Linked DNA regions of Homo sapiens: all the other regions are linked to region 3. Evidence: chromatin contacts called from ENCODE Hi-C or POLR2A ChIA-PET data. All regions are on one chromosome and are shown on one strand. The core of a region is the stretch at or near the end of the contact, and the rest is flanking DNA. Distances in the headings are between cores, read along the strand shown.

Region 1 (4,340 bases), core at 1,075-3,574, 69 kb after region 3:
AATAACTTCTTATGTTCTGGGTAGATACCCAGTGTGGGATTGCTGCATCAAATGGTAGATCTACTTTTAGTTCTTTAAGGAATCTCCACATTGTTTTCCATAGTGGCTGTACTAGTTTACATTCCTACCAGCAGTGTAGAAGTGTTCCCTGTTCACCACATCCATGCCAACATATACTGTTTTTGATTTTTTTGATTATGGCCATTCTCCCAGGAGTAAGGCGGTATCACATTGTGGTTTTGATTTGCATTTCCCCGATCATTAGTGATGTTGAGCATTTTTTCACGTTTGTTGGCCATTTGTATATCTTCTTTTGAGAATTATCTATTCATGTCCTTAACCCACTTTTTGATGGGTTTTTTTGTTTGTTTGTTTGTTTGGGAGTTTTTTTTTTTGAGATGGAGTCTCGCTCTGTCACCCAGGCTGGAGTGCAGTGGCGCGATCTCGGCTCACTGTAAGCTCCGCCTCCTGGGTTCACGCCATTCTCCTGCCTCAGCCTCCTGAATAGCTGGGACCACAGGCGCCCGCCACCACGCCCGGCTAATTTTTCATATTTTTAGTGGAGACGGGGTTTCACCATGTTAGCCAGAATGGTCTTGATCTCCTGACCTCATGATCCACCCACCTCGGCCTCCCAAAGTGCTGGGATTACAGGCGTGAGCCACTGCGCCTGGCCTATTTTTTATTTTTCTTACTGATTTGTTTGAGGATTTGTTTCAAGATTTAGAGCCGCTTTTAGCAGTTCTTGTAGTGATGGCTTGGTAATTGTGAATTCTCTCAGCATTTGTTTGTCTGAAAAAGACTTTTTTTTCTTCATATATGATACTTAGTTTTGCTGGATACAATATTCTTCACTGATAATTGTTTTGTTTGAGGAGGCTGAAGATAAGGCCCCAATCCCTTCTAGCTTGTAGGGTTTCTGCTGAGAAATCTGCTATTAATTTGATAGGTTTTTCCTTAAAGGTTACCTGGTGCTTCTGTGTCTCACAGCTCCTAAGATTCTTTTCTTCGCCTTAACTTTGGATAACCTGATGACAACGTGCCTAGGCAAAGATCTTTTTGTGATGAATTTCCCGGTGTTCTTTGTGCTTCTTGTGTTTGGATGTCTAGATCTCTAGCAAGGACAGGCAAGTTTTCCTCGATTATTCCCCCAAATATGTTTTCCAAGCTTTTAGAATCCTCTTCTTCCTCAGGAACACTGATTATTCTTAGGTTTGGTCATTTAACATAATCCTAGACTTCTTGGAGGCTTTGTTCATATTTTCTTATTCTTTTTTCTTTGTCTTTGTTGGATTGGATTAATTCGAAGACCTTGTCTTTGAGCTCTGAATTTCTTCTTCTACTTGTTCAATTATATTGCTGAGAACTTCCAAGGCATTTCACATTTCTAAACATGTATCCAAAGTTTCCTGAAGTTTTGATTGCTTTTTCTTAAGCTATTTCCTTGAATATTTCTCCCTTCACTTCTTGTATCATATTTTGGATTTCCTTGCATTGGGCTTTGCCTTTCTCTGGTCCCTCCCTGATTAGTTTAATAACTAACCTCCTGAATTCTTCTCCAGGTAAATCAGGGATTTCTTCTTGGTTTGGATCCATTGCTGGTGAACTAGTGTGATTTTTTTGGGGGGGTATTGAAGAGCCTTGTTTTGTCATATTATCAGGGTCGGTTTTCTGGTTCCTTCTCATTTGGGTAGGTGCTGTCAGAGGGAAGGTCTAGGGCTGAAGGCTGTTGTTCAGATTCTTTTGTCCCACGGTGTGTTCCCTTGATGAAGTACTCTCCCCCATTTCCTATGGATGTGGCTTCCTGTGAGCCAAACTGCAGTGATTATTGTCTCTCTTCTGGATCTAGCCACCCATTGAATCTACTGGGCTCTGGGCTAGTACCAGGGGTTGTCTACAGAGTCCTGTGATATGAACCGTCTATGGGTCTCTCAGCCATGGATACTAGTGTCTGTTCCAGTGGAGGTGGCTGGGGTGTGCAATGGACTCCATGAGGGTTCTTAGCTTTGGTGGTTTAATGCTCTATTTTTGTGCTGGTTGGCCTCCTACCAGGAGGTGGTGCTTTCCAGAGAGCTTCATCTGTGCTAGTATAGGGAGGGACCGATGGTGGGCAGGGCCCTAGAACTCCCAAGAGTATATGCCCTTTGTCTTTTGCTACCAGGATGGGTAGGGAAGGACCATCAGGTGGGGGTAGGGCTGGGCATATCTGAGCTCAGACCCTCCTTGGGCGGGTCTTGCTGTGGCTGCTGTGGGGGCTGGGAGTGAGATTCCTAGGTCACTGGAATTGTGTATGTAGGAGGATTACGGCTGCCTCTGCTGAGTCATGCAGGTTGTCAGGGAAGCCGGGGAAAGCCGGCAGTCACAGGCCTCACCCAGCTCCCACACAAACCGAAGGGCTGGTCTCACTCCCACCATGCCCCCCTCAACAACCCCCAGACCGTAAGCGATATGAGGCTGTCTGCCTCCCAGCTGCATAAGAAAAGGGCTTGGTTCTTCCCTAGCCTGTGGAGTCTGCACATCAGATTTGCACCCTCCCCCGAGTTCTGGCCAGGAGGCTTCTCACCCCGTTCAAACTGTTACAAAGTTCAGCTAGAGATTTCCTTCTCTCTGTGTAGTTTTATCCCCTGCTTCTCTCCCATTGGATCCCTGTGGTTCCAGGCAGGAACGGCCTGCCAGGGGAGCCCGCGAGCTCCCAGGGCCTTTCTGCTGCTTCCTCTACCCCAGTATTTCACTTGGCTCTCCAAATTGACTCAGCTCCAGGTAAAGTCAGAAACTTCTCCCACAAACAGACCTTCAGCTTCTCCAGTTGTGGGGGACGTGTTTGGGAGAGGAGGGTCTCCCTTTCCCACTTCCACTGTTGGGGCATTCACAGTTTTGTGGGGGGTCTCCTGGGTCCTTAAGAGGGTCTGTGGGTCCTCTTGGGATTGCTGATTTGTTCTTGCAATCAATCTGGAGCTAAAATTCACAATGTGAGCCCCCCCTCGCTGCTCTGTCCACAGCTGCATCTGTTCCTGCCTCCTGTCTGCCGTGATCTCACCATACGTCTCTTCTGGGAATTTTAAAAATAGTCTCCGCCTTTAATTGAGCTCGGTTAATTGGACCATTCATCCTTGTAAGCCAGAGGAACTTTAACAGAACACAATGAGAAGCTTGTCGGAGTTGCTTGGCTCTCTTTTCTTCTTTCATCGGGTGTTTGGAAATAGTCTCACTATCTCTATGGGTCCCAGGTGCTGAAGCAGCAAGTGTTCAGGACTACTGATGGGTCTCGGCCCCGGAATGCCCCATGGGGGCATAGCACTTATCTAGCACCTTCTACTTTGCTGGCTTTTACATGATCCATTCCACTGGGGGATTGCCTGTGGCTTTCTAGTACCAGCCTTGTTTCCTGGAGCTCAGGTCCTGCTTCCAGTCATATATCGTTGTCTATAGATGGTTTTTCTTGATTTCCTTTTCTTTTGTGTCTTCTGTGCTTGTTCCACATTACCATTGTGAGGTTCCTCCATGTTGTTGCATTCATTCTCATTGCTGAATTGATTTCCATCACATGGATATTCCATAATGTATGTATGCATTTTATTGTAGATGGATATGTGAGTTGTCTCCAGTTTGGCGCTATTAAGAAAAGTCCTGCTATGAACAATCTTCTAAATGTCTTTTGGTAAACACTTGTGTCCAATGCTGTTGGGTGGAATTGCTTAGGAGTGGAATTGCTAGTTCATGAAATATGCATTTATTTTGCTTTCATGAAACTGCCTACAGTTCTGCAAAGTGGTTTAATCAATTTATAGTAGGATTTCAAAGTTCTAATTGCTCATCCTCACTGACATTTGACATGATATTTTATTTTAGACTTTCTACTGGTAGTAATTTTTATCATTTTTATATTATACATGTCTAATCCTGTACTCATAACTGTTCTTTAAAAATGTCATGTTTATTTACAATTTGAAGCTATTACTCTTGGGTGGCCCTGCCTGGACTATCTCCCATCTCTCCACCTACTTAAATTCTGTGGAGATTCTAGGATGTCTTCCCTTCATCTTCCATTTCTCATTAATCTATCATTTCTTAGAACTCCATTGAAGTTTGATATTAATATTACACTGTTCTCAACTATGTAATGTGTGTGTGTTCTCACCAGCAATGCAGCGAAAATGCTGTTGTGGAAGGCAGAGGCTAGATCATACTACCCTTTAGCACCTAGGAAGGCGTACGGGATAATTATTCAATGTTTAATGAATTCAAGTGAAGTTTCCCTGTGTATTGAGGAGGGTAGTGCAGGAAGTAGCTTTCTTTGGATAGTTCTGGAGAAGGTTATGGGCAGGGGAAGAAGATGCTAA
Region 2 (4,080 bases), core at 253-2,752, 74 kb before region 3:
CGGGGAAATAGACTCAGGTGTGTCTAGATATTAAAGTCGGTATATTAAGGTTACCAAGCGTGAAAGATTTTGATGGAAGAATGAAAACATCCATGTCCAGGACTTCCAGTTTCATTTCTCAGTCACTAATTTCAAGTCACCAAATAAACAAAGTGAAAATGGGTGAAACGTACTTTGAGTTACAATAAGTTTATCTTAATTCATTGACTTTTCAACTGCTCAGATGTCTTAAAATTTTTTAAAAAGTAAGTTGTTATAGTAAAGAGCCACACAAATACTCATAGCAGAGGAACAATTTCTGGATTATGTCGGTGAGCTTTTTAAGGGTTTGGGGAGGATGAGAATAAAAGGGTGACTTTTTATTTTCAGTTTTTCTATCTGGATGTGTCAAATTCCTGATAACTTCTAACACTCAGCAATGGAAATTTAGAAGGTGCCTGAAAGAACAAATAGAATTTTCAGACCTGGAGAAATTCTAGTAATCATCACTCTGGGACATATTATTAAAATTAGTATTTTAAAAAAGAAAACAATCTTTCAGAAAGACAGGAAGTTTAGGAGCCAAAGCCAGAGGCCCTAATACAAATCGCCCCCACCTCCCCATCCCCCCATCCCCACCTTCTTCCCCGCCCTGTTCAAACACGCCCACAGCCCAGGAAATAATGAGACCCAAGTGATCCAGCTAGATAGAAAAAGTAGTTTGCTTGGCATCTCCCAAATTATCTTGAGCAAACAATAAAATAAGAAATGTTTCAGAAGACAATTCGGCTCCCAGGCCCAAACCAAAACTCGAACCTGGTACTTTTTGTAAGTGCGGGCCAAGAAAGGGGCTGTAAAGTTAAAGAGCCGGTGGCGCCTCTGAACACACCCGGGCAGGGCGAGCAGGATGTCCTTGTCCAGGGAGACCCCTTCTCCTGGCTTTGAGGAAGGTGCTCCCTATCCCCGCGGGTTCCTCCGCCAAGCGGGACGCCGCGCCGGGCGGGTGAGAGAAAGCCCGGGCAGGAGAGCACAGAGCCGGCGACTGGACGCGAGCGCGGGGCGGGTGGAGAGCGTCTCTCCGGGCGCCGCTGCTGTTGTCCCGGGTGCTGAAAAGCCGGGAACTTCCCGGGAAGCAGCGGCACTTTTCTCCCTGGAAGGTGGGTGTGGGGGTTCCAGACTGCGCACCTGCTAAACCCTCCTGGGTCCCCCGGGAGGGGTCCGCCAGATGTGCCCCTTCCCAGCCCCATTCGGGGGAGAAGGATGGGGGCGGGGGCGTGGGGGTGAGCACAGCCGGACACCGCAAGTGGGAACCTGGGGTGTCCTTCCCCGCAGCTCCCGGGCAGCCGCGCGCCGCGAACCCCGGTCCACCTGCAAGCAAGGCGGGCCGGGGGCAGAGGGCGCCGGGCTGTGCGGGGGAACCGGCCCGCGTCCCGGGATTGGGGGGCGGTGGAAGAGAGAGCGAGCGGGCATGCGCAGTGGGGCGGAGGAGGTGGCGATGGCCGGGGGAGGCGGGGGGACTGCTGTTTATTTGCAGCTGGGCCAACTCCGCGGCGCAGGCGGCGGCGGAGCGCGGGGAGCTCGCGGCGGGTCCAGCTGCCGCAGCACCATGCCCGAGCCCCCCTCCGGGCAGACGCCGCGCGCCGCCGGGGCCCCGGTAGGGGAGGATGCCAGACGCCCGGGAGAGGCCAGGGCAGCAGCGGCGGCGGCGGCGCGATGGTGGTGACCACCTCTGCCCGAGGCGGCGGCGGGGACCGCACACCCTCCCGGCGGCGGGGCTGCGGGCTAGCGCCGGCCGGGGCCGCGGCGCTGCTGGCCGGGGCAAGCTGCCTGTGCTACGGCCGCTCCCTGCAGGGCGAGTTCGTGCACGACGACGTGTGGGCGATCGTGAACAACCCCGACGTGCGGCCCGGCGCCCCGCTCCGCTGGGGCATCTTCACCAACGACTTCTGGGGCAAGGGCATGGCCGAGAACACCAGCCACAAGTCCTACCGGCCGCTCTGCGTCCTCACCTTCAAGTGAGTCCCTCACCTCGCGCTAGCCGCCGCTGCCTCCTCTACCCTCCGCCCGTCCCTCGGACCGGGAGAAGTTGCGGGACTGACTTGGGGGCATTTCATTTTTGCCGCCCTTTCCCTCCACGCCTCCCTCCTCTCCAGGATGTGCATGGCACTTTGCTCCGGGATCCACTGCCCGGCTAATCTGGGCTCTCGGGGCGGTTCGGGAGGCGCCGGCTGGGGAGTTGGGATCGAGTTTCTCAACTGTCTGCCCTCTCAGCGGGCTTCTCTCTCGAGGCAGGGCTGGGAGCGGGCTGGTGAAACCGCCTCCGCACCCCTTCGCCTGCCGGATCGTGACCAAGTGGGACTAGCGCGGACCCAGAGGGTTCCGGAGGGGTGGCGGTGGTGGCGATGCTTCCAAGTAGAGAATTTCTCGGAGGCTGTTGGGCAGCTTTGCAGATGAGAAGTGTATCAGCCCCTTAAGGGTTTCGTTCAGATGAGACGAGGCGGGAGCCTTGAGCTGACAGGGCTGCGTGGGTTCAGGAGAGGGAGCAGAAAACTCTCCCGAGCCCCCCAGCCCCCGCCTTGCACCCTTGGCTGCTCCCAGAGGCTCTCCAATCTGCCAGACTTCTCTGGATCTAGACTTTAGAAGGTGCAGAGAGAGGTAACGCAGAGCCTAGGCTTCTCCAGGGACCCTGGGGCCCCAGCCGAAATAGTTTTTCTTTTACAACCTCGGAGTCATGATTCAGCGTTTCTGGTGTGAATAAGCGTAAAGGGAACCGAGAATATGCCAGGTTTTTGAGGGGTGGAGTATTTTCTTTAATTTGAAAAGAAGCCTAGCTTCTGAGGAAAGAAGAGAAGTGCTCATTTAAGGGAAATGCTATCTTACACAATCAGGAGCTTGACTCAACCCTTTATAATGTGGCTCAGCATTGAAGTTCATTTTAACGCGCCGGTCAAAACTGTTGAAATAATATTGGTGCGCTATTATCGGCGTTTTAAGCCTTTTTGCAACGGGTGTAATAGGAACCCGTGTTTATGGTAATGATTATTTGAGACTGGGTTGGCAGCTTGAAAAGCCTGCTCTGGATGAGAGGCTGAGGCCTCTTGACAGGTGTCTCTGATGACTCAGAAAAGGAAACCATAGCAATCGGCAACAATTCATGGGCTTTTGACTTACGTCTTCCACTGAAAGTTTAATGTTTTTAAGGAGAGTGAGAAAATTACATATTTGACTTTGAAGAGAATGTGTTATAGACATTTGTTCTCTTAGAAAGTTGTTCTCGTTTTCTACTGAAAGATAACCTTGGCTAACCTCGCTATTCAGTTTCCCAGATGTTTCTTAAAATCTCCTTGGGACAAATATAAATGTTTCACTTCTAGATTGACCTGCTTTTTCATTATTACAGTCAGGGTTGTTGGTTAATTTAGGATGTGCAAGTTCACAGCATGAGATGTGCTTGCTATCTTTGTAACAGCCATGGAGACCATCCTGGTCACAGGTCTGAGTATTTTTCAATTAAAAAGGGCAGAGTCAAATGCCTGTGCCTACTTGCTGGAGAGTAGGGAAGGGTGTTTTCACTTCTTGACTTTCTAGAAGGTTTTCTTCTTTTTTCTCTGTCTTTTCTCTTTTTTTCTTTTTTGGGATGGGATCTCACTCTGTCCTCCAGCCTGGAGTGCAGTGGCATGATTATTGCTCACTGTAGCCTGAAACTTCTGGGCATAAGCAATTCTCCTGCCTCAGCCTCCCAAGTAGCTGGAACTACTACTGGCACATGCCGTGCATCCAGATATATTTTAAAATTTTTTTTGTAGATATGGGGTCTTCCTATGTTGTCTAGGCTGGTGTTGAACTCCTGGGCTAAGCGATCTTTAAGCCTCAGCCTCCCAGTGTGCTGGACTTGTGGGCATGAGCTACTGTACCTCACCTAAAATGTTTTATTTTTCTTCATAATGGAGACAGCAGGCACATAAGGGAGGGGTGGAGGGAGTAGACAAAGAAGTAAGACCATTGATTAAGAGGAAAATTGGCTAGGAGTTGACAGAACAAGGGCAAAGGAGAGTTGGGGGATTCAGGAGGAAGAGAGCTGAGGGACTCTTGTGGTAATCA
Region 3 (4,528 bases), core at 1,748-4,247:
AGGAACTGGCTTATTTAGGTGGAGGCTGGCAAGTCTGAAGCCTGCAGGGCAGACTTGCAGGCTGGAAATTCAGGCAGCAGTTGGTGTTGTAATCCTAAGTCTCAAGGGTGGTAGTCAGGCAGCATTTCCACATTTCCACGTTGCAGTCTGGAGACGGAATTCCTTTTTTCTTGGGGGACCTGAGTCTTTTTCTCTTAAGGCCTTCAATTGATTGGATGAGCCTCGCCCACATTATGAAAACAGAACCATTTCACTCCATCTACTGATCTAAATGTTAGTCACGCCTTAAAAAAAATACCTTCATAGCAACGTCTAGCCTGGTGTTTGAACAAACAACTGAACACCGTAGCCTAGACAAATTGGCACATAAAATTAACTATCGCAATGGATAAAAGATTCATTCAAGTTGAAGGTAGACCAGTAGATTCGACATCACCAATAAGCTTCAAGAAACTACCACTTGTTGAATATTGTAGTATCAAAGGATGTCTGCAATTATCTGGAAAGCTGTTAAGATACTCCTCACTTTTCCAACTATAATGCATCTGAGCAAGGATAGATTTTCCTCATATACTTCAACTAGAATAACATATAGCAGCAGATTGAATGTAGAAGGAAATATGGGAATTCAGCTTCTATTCTCCTGGATTAAGCCAGATATTTAAAGAGATTTTCAAAAATATTCTTTAAAATTATATTCTTTTCACTAATTTTCTTCATTTTAAGAAATATAGATTTTTAAAATAAAATGTTTTAATAGACAATAGATTATTTTAATGCATTAATAAATTTTTAAAAACTTTTCTCTTAGATATCATACACTTACAAATTCTTTTCTCAGTAATATTTTAGCGTAAAGGGACCTTTAACACTGTTGTTTGGTAATTGCTGCATTGGTAAATGGAAGGTGATAGATTGGGAAAATAATTAATTCTTATTAAGACAGCACATGTTGTGGTTAGATGTTTTCTTGAGGTGTTAGCCTGTTTGAACATTTGAATATTTTAATGAGTGTTTTACATAAAAAGTGGTTTGCACACATATACGACCACAGTGTTAGTGGTTGTTCAACATAATGTAAGATAAACACCCTGAAGTGAGCAGGCTGGTTAATTTGGGGAACTTTCTTCCACATCGGATGTAGTTGAGGGGAAGTTTGCGTTATATTGGAGAGCTGGAGAGCAGTGTCCCCTGATGAAGAGCTTCCCAAAGATGACCTGCTGATGCTGGGTTGCTCTTTTTTTTTTTTTTTTTTTTTTTTTTTTTGAGATGGAGTCTTGCTCTGTCTCCCAGGCTGGAGTGCAGTGGCACGATCTGGGCTCACTGCAAGCTCTGCCTCCTGGGTTCACGCCATTCTCCTGCCTCAGCCTCCCGAGTAGTTGGGACTACAGGCACTCACCACCATGCTCGGCTAATTTTTTTTGTATTTTTAGTAGAGACGGGGTTTCACTGTGTTAGCCAGGATGGTCTCGATCTCCTGACCTCATGATCTGCCTGCCTTGGCCCCCCAAAGTGCTGGGATTACAGGCATGAGCCACCACACCCAGCCAGGGTTGCTCTTTAAAGTGACTCTCAGAGCTCTTTGCCAATTAATTGGATGAGGAATTTCAGCAGCTTTTTAAAGTCCTGCCTCTGGGCCCCAAATCCCTGAACATCTCCAACATCTGCTTCAACTGTTCAGTCCTCCTCACTTTGTTATAACAATGTTAGAAATGTAGTGCCAGCTGCAGTTTTACGGTCTGAGTTTAACCAATGACACCAACACCCGTCCTAGGTCAGCATCCTTAATTTTTGGTTTTGGCACATGGAGGATAATGTACACAGTATAAATCAATATGTCTAAGAGGAAAGGAAAGCAAAGTGCTAAAAGCAAAATTTGAACTCATAGAGACTGTTTTACTTTAATAATCCCTTATAGTCTCCCTTTCCAAATTATCACATGAAACTTGTTCCTGAATACATTTTCTTTCTTACCTGTTAAAAACATTAACTGTAGCCCTGTGCAGTGGCTCAAGTGGATAATCCCAGTATTTTGGGAATCTGAGGCAGAAGGATTGCTTGAGGCCAGGAGTTTGAGACCAGCCTGGGCACACAGTGAGACCCTGTCTCTACAAAAATAATAAATACCCAGGCATGGTGGTGCATGCCCATAGTCCTAGCTACTTGGGAGGTCGAGACAAGAGGATCGTTTGAACCATGGAGTTTGAGGCTGCAGTGAGCTATGATTGCACCACTGCACTCCAGCCTGGGTGATAGAGTGAGACCCTGCTCTGAGGGGGAAAAAATATATATATATTTATATATTATTAATATATTTATATATATATTTATATATTATTAATATATTTATATATATTTATATATTATTAATATATTTATATATTAATAATATAATTTATAATAATATAATTAATATATTTATATATTATTAATATATTTATATTATATAAACATTATATTATATATAAATACATTATGTATTAATATATTTATTATTAATATAAATATATAATATAAATAGATTATAAATATAAATACGTTTAATAATATATAAAATTATAAATACATATTTATAAATATATAAAATTATAAATATATAAATATAAAAATAATATAAATATAAAAATTATAACATAAATATAAAAATATAAATATAAATATAAAAAATTATAAGTATAATAAATATAAATATATATACATTATATACAATATTTTATATATATTATATATAAGGATATATATATTTTATATATATATATCCTTCTTTAAAAATCATCTTCTAAAGGTTCAGGTAGATCATGACAAGGACATTTGTGATCTAGGTTGATGACAAATACTAGGCATCCGCCTTATTTGGTTTCTCAGCCACATGTTTCCTGAGAGATCCCTGAAATAGGAGTGTGGTTCCAATGGCTGCAAGGAAAGAGCAGCCTGCAGACTAATTGGCATGCAGCTGGGAGCAAGAGCAGCCAAAGTGACTTACAAAAGATCTGCTGTGTCCTAACAGGCCTGGAGATTTCCTGCAGACCCCGGCAAAGTGGTTCAGGCTGTGTTTGGAGTAGCTCAGTCTGAAAGCCAGTTAGATTGTGGCAGCTGCTTGATTAAAGAACGCTGTTCAGTAGAAAAGAGGGAAACAAACGAGAAAACAGAAATAGACTCTACGTACTGATTGTTTGACTAGAGACAGATAGAGACCCATTACCAGTGAGTCTAACAGGGTATAGCAGTATCAGAACAACCTAACTTTGGCTGGTCATTTCACTTTTTGGCAAGGTGTTTGCCTCCCATGTGCTATGGATTTTCTCTCGGCTTTATTTTCTCTCAAATGATGGTGAGACTCATGTTCTGCGATTGGAAAGCACTTTAGGCTTTTCCCTGTTTTCATCTCTATAGTTAAACTCCTATAGCAACCTCAAGAAACCTATCCTACAGGTTAGTGCACAGTAAAGAGTAAGACGAATTATTAAAAGCCTTTTAAAACACCTGTAAATATAAAGGCATTAAACAAATTTTAAACACATTTTGGAAAGCAGAGGCATATCTAGAAAAGTGTTGTCAAGTTGTGATTGGTGCATTACCATCTGGCATCTTGTTCCTACCCAGGAAAGAAGGCCAGAGAAAAGAGAGAGAGGCTTATGGAAGTGGGATTTTTTTCTGATTTCTTTTCCAGTTTTTTCTGTTTATTTAGAAAATCTGTGAATTTTTTTTTTCAAAATTTTTATCTGAATGTACTTGTATTTTAAAAGTGGAACATGGAAATGTATTGTTCTTTCTTATTTGTGTTAATGTGGAAATATTTTTTCTTTTCTTCCTTTTCACTTTCTTACCCAATGTATTGTTTTGTTTTTCTTAGCTCTCTGGGTATTGCTCTGAAGCTTTTTTAAGTGAATTATCTCACTTAATATACACACAGCCCTATGAAGTTGTTGTTAAAATTTTTATTATTTCCATTTTGCAGAAGACTGGCTGAGGCTCTGAGAAGCCAAATGCCATTAGCTTAAGGTCACACCTGGTGATGTCAGCATTTGAATCCAGGCAGTCTGACAACATCACCCCACTGCAACACTGTTGCCAATCTCTGAAACTTTTCTCCAAATATTGAAATTTAATTGCCTCTTATTATACTTGCTTTTTGAGTGTGTTATAGATGGAATAGAGTATTTTGTTTTCTGATATATAGTGCAAAAATAAACAAAAACAGTATTTAAAAATATATTCTTCATCTTGGCATTTGACTCTTGTTCAATATCCTTTCTTGGTGATTTTTCTCTCGTTGTAGAACTAGTCTGAAAGGATATTCTCTTGACAAAACAATATTTTCTTATACTCCTATGTTTAGGAGAATAAGAAATTACTTCATTTTCTCAGAAGAAAATCGAGACGAAATTTTGTTGGGACTTGGCCCTTGATTTTAGATGCTCATTTCAACTGCAAAGCTTCAAACTTTGGGAATCTCTCTTGTTGCAGAGGCTCTATCTCCTATTATATAAAAACAGGTTAGCCTAAGGGCTCAAGACGGTACATTCTA

Evidence for each region. A loop is a pair of places that touch in the nucleus more often than their neighbours do. ChIA-PET counts read pairs that join two places held with the same protein, here RNA polymerase II (POLR2A). Pooled maps may share reads with other maps.
Region 1: a loop to region 3 is called in a map of aorta, with 2.3 times the contacts of the local background. The contact joins two enhancer-like sites. A Hi-C loop is called at or near these places in 3 of 168 maps with a recorded cell type or tissue (aorta, breast epithelium and left ventricle myocardium superior) and 2 of 50 pooled maps. POLR2A ChIA-PET finds 5 or more read pairs at or near these places in 4 of 52 experiments (MCF 10A, PC-3, Panc1 and 1 more).
Region 2: a map of tibial artery shows a loop between it and region 3 (5-fold over the local background). The contact joins the promoter of TMTC1 here to the enhancer-like site in region 3. A Hi-C loop is called at or near these places in 9 of 168 maps with a recorded cell type or tissue (GM12878, MCF 10A, ascending aorta and 6 more), 3 of 37 single-sample maps with no recorded cell type and 14 of 50 pooled maps. POLR2A ChIA-PET finds 5 or more read pairs at or near these places in 1 of 52 experiments (GM12878).

The regions. Positions count from the first base shown.
Region 1 is chr12:29,638,980-29,643,319 of GRCh38, reverse strand. The region is part of intron 5 of TMTC1 (transmembrane O-mannosyltransferase targeting cadherins 1); the gene reads left to right. Among named protein-coding and RNA genes, the nearest start is that of TMTC1, 140 kb to the left of the region's middle. RefSeq lists an enhancer at 2,607-3,157. Within about 2 kb of position 2,324, at least 15 of the 41 ENCODE cell types and tissues checked have a DNase peak (open chromatin) inside an H3K27ac peak, as active enhancers do.
Region 2 is chr12:29,781,364-29,785,443 of GRCh38, reverse strand. TMTC1 (transmembrane O-mannosyltransferase targeting cadherins 1) reads left to right here and starts at 1,502. Exons shown (of 18, transcript NM_001193451.2): 1 at 1,502-1,994. The coding sequence starts at 1,693.
Region 3 is chr12:29,708,745-29,713,272 of GRCh38, reverse strand. All of the region lies in intron 5 of TMTC1 (transmembrane O-mannosyltransferase targeting cadherins 1), which reads left to right. Among named protein-coding and RNA genes, the nearest start is that of TMTC1, 73 kb to the left of the region's middle. RefSeq lists an enhancer at 2,700-3,244. Within about 2 kb of position 2,997, at least 10 of the 41 ENCODE cell types and tissues checked have a DNase peak (open chromatin) inside an H3K27ac peak, as active enhancers do; they include ascending aorta, gastrocnemius medialis, heart right ventricle and 1 more, where a contact is called at or near this core.